Regions from separate parts of the Homo sapiens genome. Here region 2 is linked to region 1. Evidence: chromatin contacts called from ENCODE Hi-C or POLR2A ChIA-PET data. All regions are on one chromosome and are shown on one strand. Each heading gives the region's core, a stretch centred on a gene start or an enhancer-like site at or near the end of the contact. The rest is flanking DNA. Distances are from core to core; before and after follow the strand shown. Region 1 overlaps MIR3681HG (MIR3681 host gene). Region 2 has its middle 130 kb from the start of TRIB2.

Region 1 (5,769 bases), core at 682-3,181:
GAATGTGTTGTGTTTTTCTTATTGCTGTTGTTACATGTTCCTTGACATTGGTAAGCAGGTGTACAATAACATCCTCAGAACATTCTGGTGAGATAAATTGCTGCAACTTTTCTGCAGGACAATTTAAAATTGGCCTAGTTTTTTAACCCAGTAATTCTTATCCTTCCAATTTGTTATTTGAAAAGGCATGAATACGTTCATATTTCCAAATATGTAGTCACCACAGCATTTTTATAATAGCAAAAGTAACCCAAATAACTGAAAAGACCAAGAATAGAAAAATGTTCAAATTAATTACACTTAATCCATTTGATGGAGTCCTATGTGGTCAGTCACTAAAAATCATTTTTTGAAGACTAATTGCATAGGAGATTGTTTACAGTAATAAATAATTTTTAAAAACTTTAAAAATCTCAATATAATATGTTCCCCAATATGCTTATAAATGTATATATTTAAAATACTATCAAAAGTACATCAAAACAATCATGGTTACCTCTGCATGACAGGATTACCTTTTCCTTCTCTCCTGCTTTTGTCCATATTTTCCAAAGTTTCTATCAGAAATGGGTGTTACTACTGGGCACCCTGGCTCATACCTGTAATCCCAGTACTTTGGGAGGTCAAGGCAGGATACCTGATTGAGCCTAGGTGGTCTAGACCAGCCTGGCAAAATAGTGAGACCCTATCTCTACCAAAAAAAAAAAAAATGCTGGGAGTGGTGGTGCGCACCTGTAGTCCCAGCCACTTGGGAGTCTGAGGTTGCAGGATCACTTGAGCCTAGGAAATCGAGGCTGCAGTAAGTTGTGATCCTGTCACTGCACTCCAGCCTGGGTGACAGAGCGAGACCCTGCCTCAGAAAAAAGGAAAAATGGAGAAAGAAAAGAAATGCATATTACTCCTTTATAGTTCAATTAAAACTTCTTATCTAAAAACGAGATGCTATTTCTGAAAGTATAGAAAGCTCTCCTTGACTATGGATGGCAACTCTGAGACACTGGGCTGCATAATAATATTATGTGTTCAGCAGTGCGTCTCCAAATGTGTCACAGCTTAAATATTCATGGATTTTGATTGTGAGGAGACCCAGAGGGATAAAGCAGTTTGTCCAAGGTCAGGTGGCAAACCTGTAGCAAAGGCAAGATTAGAACCAAGACCTCCTGGCTCCTATTCCAGTACTCCTCCAGTACCACACTGGTGTTTGTTGTTGTTTTGTTTTCTATATAAAGAATTTTTCTGACCTTAATGGCAACTTTAACAAACACAGAACAAAAGCAAGAATTAATTGAGTAATGGAAATGAAGGAGAAAGAAAATCTCTGCCTATGATAACAGCCACCATCTCTCTCATTATGCTGAACTGTGGTTAAAATGCCCAAAGTTGGCCGGGTGCAGTGGCTCACCCCTGTAATCCCAGCACTTTGGGAGGCTGAGGGGGGCGGATCACAAAGTCAGGAGATCGAGACCATCCTGGCTAACATGGTGAAACCCCGTCTCTAGTAAAAAATACAAAAAAAAAAAAAAAAAAATTAGCCAGGCATGGTGGCGGGTGCCTGTAGTCCCAGCTACTCGGGAGGCTGATGCAGGAGAATGGCATGAACCTGGGAGGCGGAGCTTGCAGTGAGCCGAGATAGTGCCACAGCACTCCAGCCTGGGCGAAAGCGAGACTCTGTCTCAAAAAAAAAAAAAAAAAAAAAAAGTGCTCAAAGCTCATCTTCCTCTTTAAAGAGCACTCCCACGGGTGCTGTGGAGTTAGGCTTAGATCTCAGTATTGAGTAGACTGAGTAAACTATGCCTGGAAGTTTCACTATACAAAGTAACTTTCAGTTTCTTCCCAAGTCACCGGTTTAAACATATGCACAGGATATATAACGTCCTGGGTGGTTTACTGTCTCACTTAGCTGACCAGTGAGAGGCGTTCTTAAGTACTGCTTTCCTCAGTTCACTTTGAGCAAATACATTACTCATTAAGCCTCTGTTGGTCAAGAACCTGAAAACAAGTAGCAGTTGCAGTGTTGGTTCCTTCCTTCAAAATTTGATGTTTAGAGAACTTTCTAGAATAACTGTAAAACTAGTGAAATCTGGAGGAAAGCCAACATTGGCTTTGCAAAAACACTATCTTTCTAATCCAGTTTCTTAATGTTTAGCCATTACTGACAGCTTTCTTCCCTGCTTTCTTCCTTTTCTTTCATTTTCCTCTTTTTCCATTTTGCCTGTCTTTTCGTTCCCTTTTCCCTTCCCTTTTCTCAGTTTTTACTTCTGTTTTTTCTTGCTTCTTATTATCTTTCTCTCATCCTTTCTTTTTTCTTTTTTTCACCTCTTCCTTCGATCTTCCTTCTGTCCTTCCCTCCCTCTCCTCCTTCCTTTCTTCCTCCCTTTCCTCCTTCCTCCTTCTTCTCCTTCCTTTTTCCTTTCTTCTTCTCTTTCTTCCTTCCTTCCTTCTTCCTTCTAACTGACACAGTAAATATTTTTGTCTCCCATTAGTTGCCAGACCTCGTAGTCACCCGCTTGGAGCCAGACTAGCAATTGCCAAAGAATGGGCCTTTGAGTCAGACCAGTCAAGAGTCAATTTTCTGATTCAATGTCAACTAACTGCCTGAACATGACCAAGTTATTTAATCTCTACATATTCTTTCATTTCACCAGCACACATTTATTGAATGCCTCTTATGTGTCTTAAGCTATGTAAGGTGTACCCAGTATACTTTTAAAAAACACTCTGTAAAGTGGGGAAAGTGCAGGCTACCCTTGGGCTATTGTAATAAGCCAACTAAACAACACATGTGGCAATGGATAACCTATTTCTGGCACACTGTAGCTTCCCGCTTCCCGTATTTTTCTTTTGCATCCTAGATGCCAAGTATGCATATGTGAGACCCAGTTTTTCAAAGGATCTTACAGGCTAGCCAAAAAAAAAAATCCAGAGTTCTTACTAAAAGGAAAAGAAAAAACTATACTGTGTTTTGTGTATTCTAAATCATGTACTTTTCAGATTTTAGCATCTTTTGTATCAGAATGCATCTTAAAATTGCTGCTAGCCAGGTGGTGGCAATTGCGATGTAGTTGCTACTGGGGTCACATGTGGGCTCAGAGTTGTACACATTATCACCACTTTAGTTCATTAGGTTATATGATTAGTATTACACATACTGAGTTTAACTGCGTTTAAAATATATTTGAAGAGATGATTTTATGATTCCATATTAAAACAAAAATCTATTTGTGTGCACAAAAAGGCAAAAAATAAGAGCAGTAAGGCAGTAATTTGACATCAATGAAGCAAATAGTCTTCATTAGAGAATTTACCACCAGCATCAAAATCTGCAGAATGGTGTCAACAACTTGGAAGGAAATATCATGGGAAATAGTAGAGAACTCTTCTTAGAAATGGTGCATTACCATCAGATTAAGTGGCCCGGATGGAAAAGCACAGCCATCTGTGACTCTGGGCTGAAAAGTGATCAAAAGCAATGAAAGGCTTTAGGAACAAAACAAAACAAAAACAAACAAAAAGCAACAGCAAAATCCCCTCCGTTCAAATCCTGACTCTGCTCTTATTCATGATTCCATTTTGCTAGGACTTAGTTTCCTCTGTTGGAAGAGGAATATTCATAGCATGTACCCAGCAGGGTTGTTATAAAAATAAATTCAAAAGAGGCTGTGGAATGAAATGACTTTTAGTTGCAAGTATTATAAACATATAGACTTTTTGCAGAGCTCATTGTTCACGTGGCTGGTTTTTGTTATTCTTTTTTCCTGAGGCTATGAACTCCTTGGGGGCAGGGATGGTTGGTTAGCATTCAGCTCCCCATTGCCAATGTGTGACAGGCAGCCCATAGTTCATCAGTAAAAACAATGTGCCTGTGCCTAATGTTTTGCTGCTGTTGTTATCACTGTTGTTTTTAAAACCTATTTTGATGCTCACTGCCTCCCTCTGCTATAAAGCAAGTATTGGAATTGGTACTTGAAGTATAAGGAAGCACACAGAGAAGTCTGGTGATTTGTCTAAATCACATGGAAAGTTAGAATTGAGTGCTATCATGGGCCTGATATATTTTCGAACTGGGTCAGGACTGGCTCAGTCATGAGGGTGGGTCTGAGCCAGCCAGTGGGCTTCTTGGTACATCCAGCTCTCAGAAGCCGTCGGGGGGCGAGGGGGAAGGTTGGGAGAAAGGCTGGGCCTGTCCCCAGCTGTGCGCTAGAAACAATTATATGGAGCAATCTCCTGAAAGAGGCCAAGGCTACCCTGTGGCAGAAAGGAGCCTGAACATGTAAACATCTGTGAGGGCGGGGGTGCCTGGAAAGAGCTGCAGGAAGGGGAGCATGTGAGGCCCAGTGGGAAGGAATGTGAGAACTCCAGGGCCTCACCAGGATGGGGCTGGAGGATGGGGAAGTCACTGGGGAGGGTGTGCAAATTGCTCCCTGCAGGCCAGGATGGAAGAGAGAATGATCCTGTGGAAAGGGGGTGATTAGGACATCCCTCATGGAAGATGGAAAAAATGAGGGACACCTTTGAATCTACCCAGTGTACATGCAGGAGAAGAGCAAAAGAGGGGCCCACCTGTTTAGAAGTTGTGCTTCCTTTGAGAAGTGGAGCCATGATATCTGGCATTGAACGGCACCCTTTCGAGCAGAAAGCAGACCTGAGTTTGAATTATAGGTTTACCATTTACGAACTGTGTGATTTGAGAAATGCCATTTTTTTCTCCCCATTCTCCAGTTTCCTCATTAGTAAAGTGGAGCTGAAATGCTGAATTGGTAGTACTGTTGTCAGGGCTAAGTCAGATAGCAGGTAAACATGCCCATTCAGCATCCAGTGCCCATTAAGTATTGGATATACATGTGAATAAAAATGCGAATGAACAGATGACCTAGTACACAGACAGACACTGATTTTTGAAGCATGATGGAGAAAGCTTCACTGAGGCCCTGGCAGGGGTAGTGGGGAAGACATGGCTGGAAGAGCATGGGACAGAGGAGGCAAATGCCCATGTTCTGTCAGGGGCACAGCTCCTAACATGCGGGGTGGTCTTGAAAAAGTGACCTTTCTTTTTTGAGCCTAAATCTTTTCTCCCATACAATTGATAGACTCTCTTTTTGTGTGTGGTTGGAGCTCAAGCAGCCACAATTGAGAGATTCTGCAATACATTTTTCCCACTATCAACCTAGCCCAGAGACACTATGAATTTATAATTAGTTAACTTGGAAAAACATAGAATAAAAATAAACAGTAATTGCGGTGCCCAACAACACAGACTAATTGGAACACATTTAGGGGAAAAAATTGGAATGTAAAAAGAATTCAAAATCATCTCCTATCAGGGTGATAATTCTCCATATGCCAAACCCAATTGTAGCAGACCGAGATAGACCTCTAAGGGTGCTCACACAGTCCAGAGAAAAGCACATTCTTCATGATGCTAAGCATTAACCCCAAATGTGGGCCAATAACCTAGAGATAGATAAAGAATGGCTCAATCTAAGGTATACCCTGTCAATATTTATGAACTGGAGGCCCCAGGAGGCAGTGCCTGTCCTGGCATCAGAGGGGTTTAAATCAAGGCATGAGATAGAGTTGGAGGGGATGGCCTTCTAGACTGAGCTTGTGAGTTGAAGATCCTAGTGGAAAAGTACTCAAATCAATGAAATAGTCACCAACTAATTTACAGATTTTTCAGAAATCATCCAGAAAGCATTCAGATGTATTTGCCATTGAAATAGTTGAATTAAAATGATTTTCTTGTTTAGAAATTGAATTAGCATTCACAGG
Region 2 (5,207 bases), core at 572-3,071, 160 kb before region 1:
TAGGAAACTTCGCCTCAGCTCACTCGGTTCATTTCAACCAAAAGGTGAAAGGAAACTGAGAGTTAGCTGATGCCAAAAAAGGCAATCAGACCAACACAAGCCAGAACCGAATTATGTCACTCTGGGCTTTCTGCACCGTTGCCACCATTAACACCTGGAAGGCCTTTGATTGTCACATTAGCAAAACATGCCATAAAGCATGAGCTTCCCTTCTTCCCACAGAAACCCTGGCCCCTTTGCAAGGGGGGGAGGTGGGGCAGTGTCACAAAGGTGGCTTTCAGCCCTAGAAGGCTTTCTTGATTAGGCCTCTGAGGGGAGACTTCCACGAAGTCTTCTCACAGGAATTTGCAGCCAGTTACAGCACTGATTTCCAGCAGCTTCTAGATGAAGGACTCTTGGAACCTCTGAGCCCAGAAGGACAGTGGAGATTGGTTGCTCAAATCACCTTATTTTATAGAGATGAAAATTGATGTCTCAGGTGAAAAATTTAATTTTCAACATGAATTTTTCTGACCACCGTGTGTCAAATAGGATGCAAAATGTTGAGGATACAATGATCTCTAACTTCATCTCATTCAGAAGTGGAGACTGTCTATCACGTGCAAGATGCAGGGAACGTTTACTAACTACCACCGAATACAGCAGAGCTGTGAATATAACGACAGCCACAGGTTCCTTGTCAGGAAGTGCAAAATAGGATCACACACACACACACACACACACACAATGTCTCTACAAATAACTAAGGTAGCCAAATAATAAAATATCTACCTTTCAAAATAGCTACACATTTAACATTCAATCATGTGTAAAGTATGTTAATTTTTCTCTGCTCATTTCCTGATGCAAGTTTATTTGAACTCATCCTGTCTCCTCAGTATCATGTCTTCCTTGTCAATCAAAGCGCTCTTTGAGTCACCTAGTGCGCCTAATCTTTATTTAGGTTTGAGAGGCAGATCTTCTTGAATCTTTATAAAAGGTTGTCACTGGAAGTTTTTTCCCAAGTCACAAGTTTCTATTTACTATTCATGATCTTTGCAACATACATCTCTTACCCAATTGCGTTCCTAAAGTGGTTTTGATATCCTTGTTTGTGACAACGTGCAAGAAATGAACTTGGGAGGTCATCACCAACTCCCAATCCCCAGAGAAATAATTACACCTAAATTACATTTCTTTGCCCCCTTTGTTAATAATCCCGTTAAGAGACTTCTATGGAGATCCAATACCAATGTTTACTGAGGTTGCTTCATGTTAATGTCTCTTCTCCAAATACTAATCTGATTTGAAAAGTAAAATATTTGGGAAAGTCCTCTATAGTAGATTTTATATAGAACTAGATATGTTGCAATTCCTTATTCTCAAAATGATGTGTAGTTTTGGGGAAGACAGTTTTCCTTTTAATCTGACCTTTATGGCATAAGTGGAAGGGTAATACAGTAGTCCCTCCATTTCCGTGGGGAATATGTTCTATGGAATATGTTCTAAGACCCCCACTGGATGCCTGAAACTGCAAATGGTACTGAACCCTATACATACTACACTTTTTTCTGTACATACATACCTATGATAAAGTTTAGCTCATAAATTAGGCACAGTAAGAGATTAACAACAATAATAAAATAGAACCTTGATCACAATATGCCAGTTTCACTATTGTTGCACTCTGAGGCCATTATTAAGCGAAACAAGGTTTCCTGCACACAAGTACTGCAATACCAGGACAGTGATTCTGAGAGCTGGGATGGCTACTGAGTGACTCACAGGCCGGGAGCATACGCAGTGTGGATACATTGGACAGAGGGATGAATCAAGTGCTGGGCAGGAGAGAGCAAGGCAGCACAAGGTTTCATCATGCTACTCACAATGGCACACAATTTACAACATGATTTCTTTCTGAGATTTTCCATTTAATGTTTCCAGACTGCAGTTAACCATAGGTAACTGAAAAGTGAAACTGGAAAGTGAAACTGTGGTTAAGGAGGAAGGAGGAAGTACTGTGTGGAAGAGAGTGTGAATGACTTTTTCTAGAAGAAAGGGGATGAGTTAAGAAACTTTCCAAGGAGGAAGTGATACTAGAGGGTGAGTTAGAAGGACCATAGGTCATGGTGTTAAGCAAGTGAAGTTGGAAGCACCCCTCATATAAAGGTACTATGGGGAAATGTTAAGAACCATGGAATATCTGAGATTTTCTTTTCTTTGCAACCAGGCAAGTTAGCTATTGCAGGTTCATGAGTGCCGGCAGAAGAAATGAGACTCCTGGACCAGAGACAAAGGACCATTGTTTACAACACAGACAGCAGCATAAACTTCATGGTTGCATTGGTTCGCCTTGTTCCAACTTCTAATGGAGGCAACACAAAAGTGGACTCAGGTGAATGCTGCATGCACAGGTGTGCATCACAAATGAGGAACTCCAATCTCATGAACTCAAATCTTTTATACTAGATTGCAAGCAAACTTGTGGGAATTTTTTCCCAGAAGGAAGACATTATCTTTCTTTTACCTGGCACTTAACAAACTTACCCTCTACTCTGGAGGATGATGCTATCTATATCTTCCAAGGCTTCTTGCTATACAAACATCCTTGAAAATATAGTTATCTTTTAGTGCTTCTGCTTGCAATACCTTCAGAAATGGGAAAACCCAATGGAGAATTGACTCCCAATAGGAAAAGCAAATATACTTGAAATGACTTACTTGAGGTCACAAAGCCAACCAGGTCTACTCACAGGCTACACAGTGCACATACACTCTACTCCCGGCCTTTCCTGCTGACATCATTCTTCTGTGGGATGATTGGGTCCTCTAGATAGCATGCAAGCCCGAGGAGGCACACAATGAGGGAAGAGCCCATGCAGCAGGCAGACTTCTAAAGTGACCCCCAATGGCCCACATCCTTGTACAATACTTACCCCTTGAGTGTAGGAGCAATAGGAAGGGTATCTCTTCTGTAACTAGATCAGTTATACATCAAAGGTGAAAAGATTTTGAAAATGTAATTAAGGGCCCTAATTAATTGACTTTGAGGTAGTCTAAGAGAGATTATCCTGAGTGAGTCTGATATAATCAGGCGAGCCATTTAAAACAGGTGCCTTGTTGTGGAAAGAGCCACATGACAGAGAATGACAGGTGTCTTCTAGAACCTCAGGAGTTCTGTCTCACAACTACAAGGAGTTGAATTCTGCAAACTAACAGTGAGCTTGGAAGAAAATGCCAAGCCTCAGATGAGTTCACAGTCCTAGTAGACACCTTGATTGTCTGAGCAGAGAACCTAGTTACGCTGTACCTGGACTTCTGACTCACGGAAGCTGTAAGATAAGAAATCTGTGTTGTTTTAAGTTACCAAATCTGTGTACATTTGTTATATACAACTAATGCACCCCAAGACTGACTTCTAGTTGTTGTATATTTCTTAACTATGCTTCTATAAGATAGCAGAATGAAGACACACGTATTTATTGAGCACTATTACTTGTTTTTATTCATCTTTCTTAAATATGTGCATAGCTCATATTAATTTCAATGTTTAATATTAGAAGTGTTTTGCTCTTTATTTAGAAGTTTGATGATGTTTTTGTGATTAGAAATATGCTGCAGGAACTTAAGTCCTATTTATATCAATTAGCCTGTGGTAAAGTTGGTTTCATTATACATCATTTAGCTTGAAGTCCAGTTTTCAAGAACCTACTAGATCTGACTTTTAGAACTATATTAATATTTTGCATACGCAAATATAATTAATAAGAACGGAAGAAAAAAACTCCACATGGAATGCGAACAGAAACAAAGTAACCAAACTGCATTTCAAGTTAATAACACAACCGCACTAAAGGAAAAAAGAAAAAAAGAAATGTCACTTTTGAGAACATGTTTCTCTAGTTAATAAGTCCTCTGCATTAGAAGTTGGCAAATCTTCTTTCTAAAGGGTCAAATAGTTAATATTTCTAGCTCTGTGAGCTATATGATCTCTATTCCAAATATTCCGCCTTTGGATCCAGAAATCAGCTATAGATAATATGTAAATGGATGGGGGAGTGGCACTGTGTTCCAATCCAACTTTATGCATGACATTGAAATTTGAATTTCATATAAGTTCCGTATGCCACAAAATTTTATTCTTCTTTGGGTTTTTTTTTCAACCATTTAAAAATGTAAAAGTTATTCTTAGCTCATGGGCAATATAAAAACAGGGATGTACCAGATTAGGCCTGTGAACCACTGTTTGCTGACCTTGCATTCATCAGTGATTGAACAAGTCTAAATTCAGCTGTTTACTGTCTCCAATGTATATTTTATTTTTTGATATCATATTGTAGTTTAATTACATTTTCTCCGTAACTCTGCCAGCTCCTTTAAAACCTTATTTTCCACTTGACCAACACAAATTCTGTCTTACTTCATAGCAACAATATTTTTTTATATACTGAGAACACAAAGCAGATGCATTCTACTTTTTTTCTGCCATTTGTAGTGAATTATTTTGCTTTTCTCTGAATCTTTATTGCTATGTCTCACCTTGTCATGTGTCAGAATGTTTTCATACAGCCCATGTTGTTGTTTTCTGTTGTTCTTTTCTAGTTTTTTCTTATATGAGATAAGACGTATATATCTCTGCTGTTTGCCAACAGATAGGGAGTGTGTATTCACTTTGATCTTTTTATCATTCATCTGGGTGCCACCTTAATGTCCCCTCACATCTTAAACTATGCAATAAGCATGGTCCCTAGCCAAATGTCTAGTGTGTGGTAGACCTTTATCTTGCACTGCTTTGTGGGAAGGTGGATATTTTTTCTCATTCCTTCAATATGGTTTTTTAACCATCAGAAATTTTTTGTCCTCCCATCCTAGCTTCTGTATATTTGAAACAATCTGTACTTTTTCTTGTTCTTATCAGTGTGGGGCATTTAAAAATGCACTATTCATAGCATTCTGCTTCTCATTCTCTGTCTGCCCTTGATGGAGAGAGGGTTGGAGAGTGGAGGTGGCCAGCAGCATTTTCCAGCATCTCTTTTTTCTAGTTAGAATGCTCTGTTTCAGAGGTTTAGGTGGGAGTCAACCACCAGTCCTTTCCCCAAGCTCATTCCTGCCATAGTTAAGGACAATTCCTTCAGAGACTGGCCTGTCATTCATCAAAATCCTCACTACTACTGATATTGCACTTTTACTGTTTAAAAAAGTTTTCATAGGTATGGGTTCAGAGACAC

What was found. Hi-C counts contacts between places; a loop is a spot of excess contacts on that map. ChIA-PET counts read pairs that join two places held with the same protein, here RNA polymerase II (POLR2A). Pooled maps may share reads with other maps.
Region 2: a map with no recorded cell type shows a loop between it and region 1 (9-fold over the local background). The contact joins two enhancer-like sites. A Hi-C loop is called at or near these places in 8 of 37 single-sample maps with no recorded cell type and 7 of 50 pooled maps. POLR2A ChIA-PET finds 5 or more read pairs at or near these places in 1 of 52 experiments (PC-9).

Annotation. Positions count from the first base shown.
Region 1 is chr2:12,427,038-12,432,806 of GRCh38, reverse strand. The region is part of intron 4 of MIR3681HG (MIR3681 host gene); the gene reads right to left. Among named protein-coding and RNA genes, the nearest start is that of MIR3681, 230 kb to the right of the region's middle. Within about 2 kb of position 1,931, at least 7 of the 41 ENCODE cell types and tissues checked have a DNase peak (open chromatin) inside an H3K27ac peak, as active enhancers do.
Region 2 is chr2:12,585,010-12,590,216 of GRCh38, reverse strand. No RefSeq gene overlaps it. Among named protein-coding and RNA genes, the nearest start is that of TRIB2, 130 kb to the left of the region's middle. Within about 2 kb of position 1,821, at least 8 of the 41 ENCODE cell types and tissues checked have a DNase peak (open chromatin) inside an H3K27ac peak, as active enhancers do.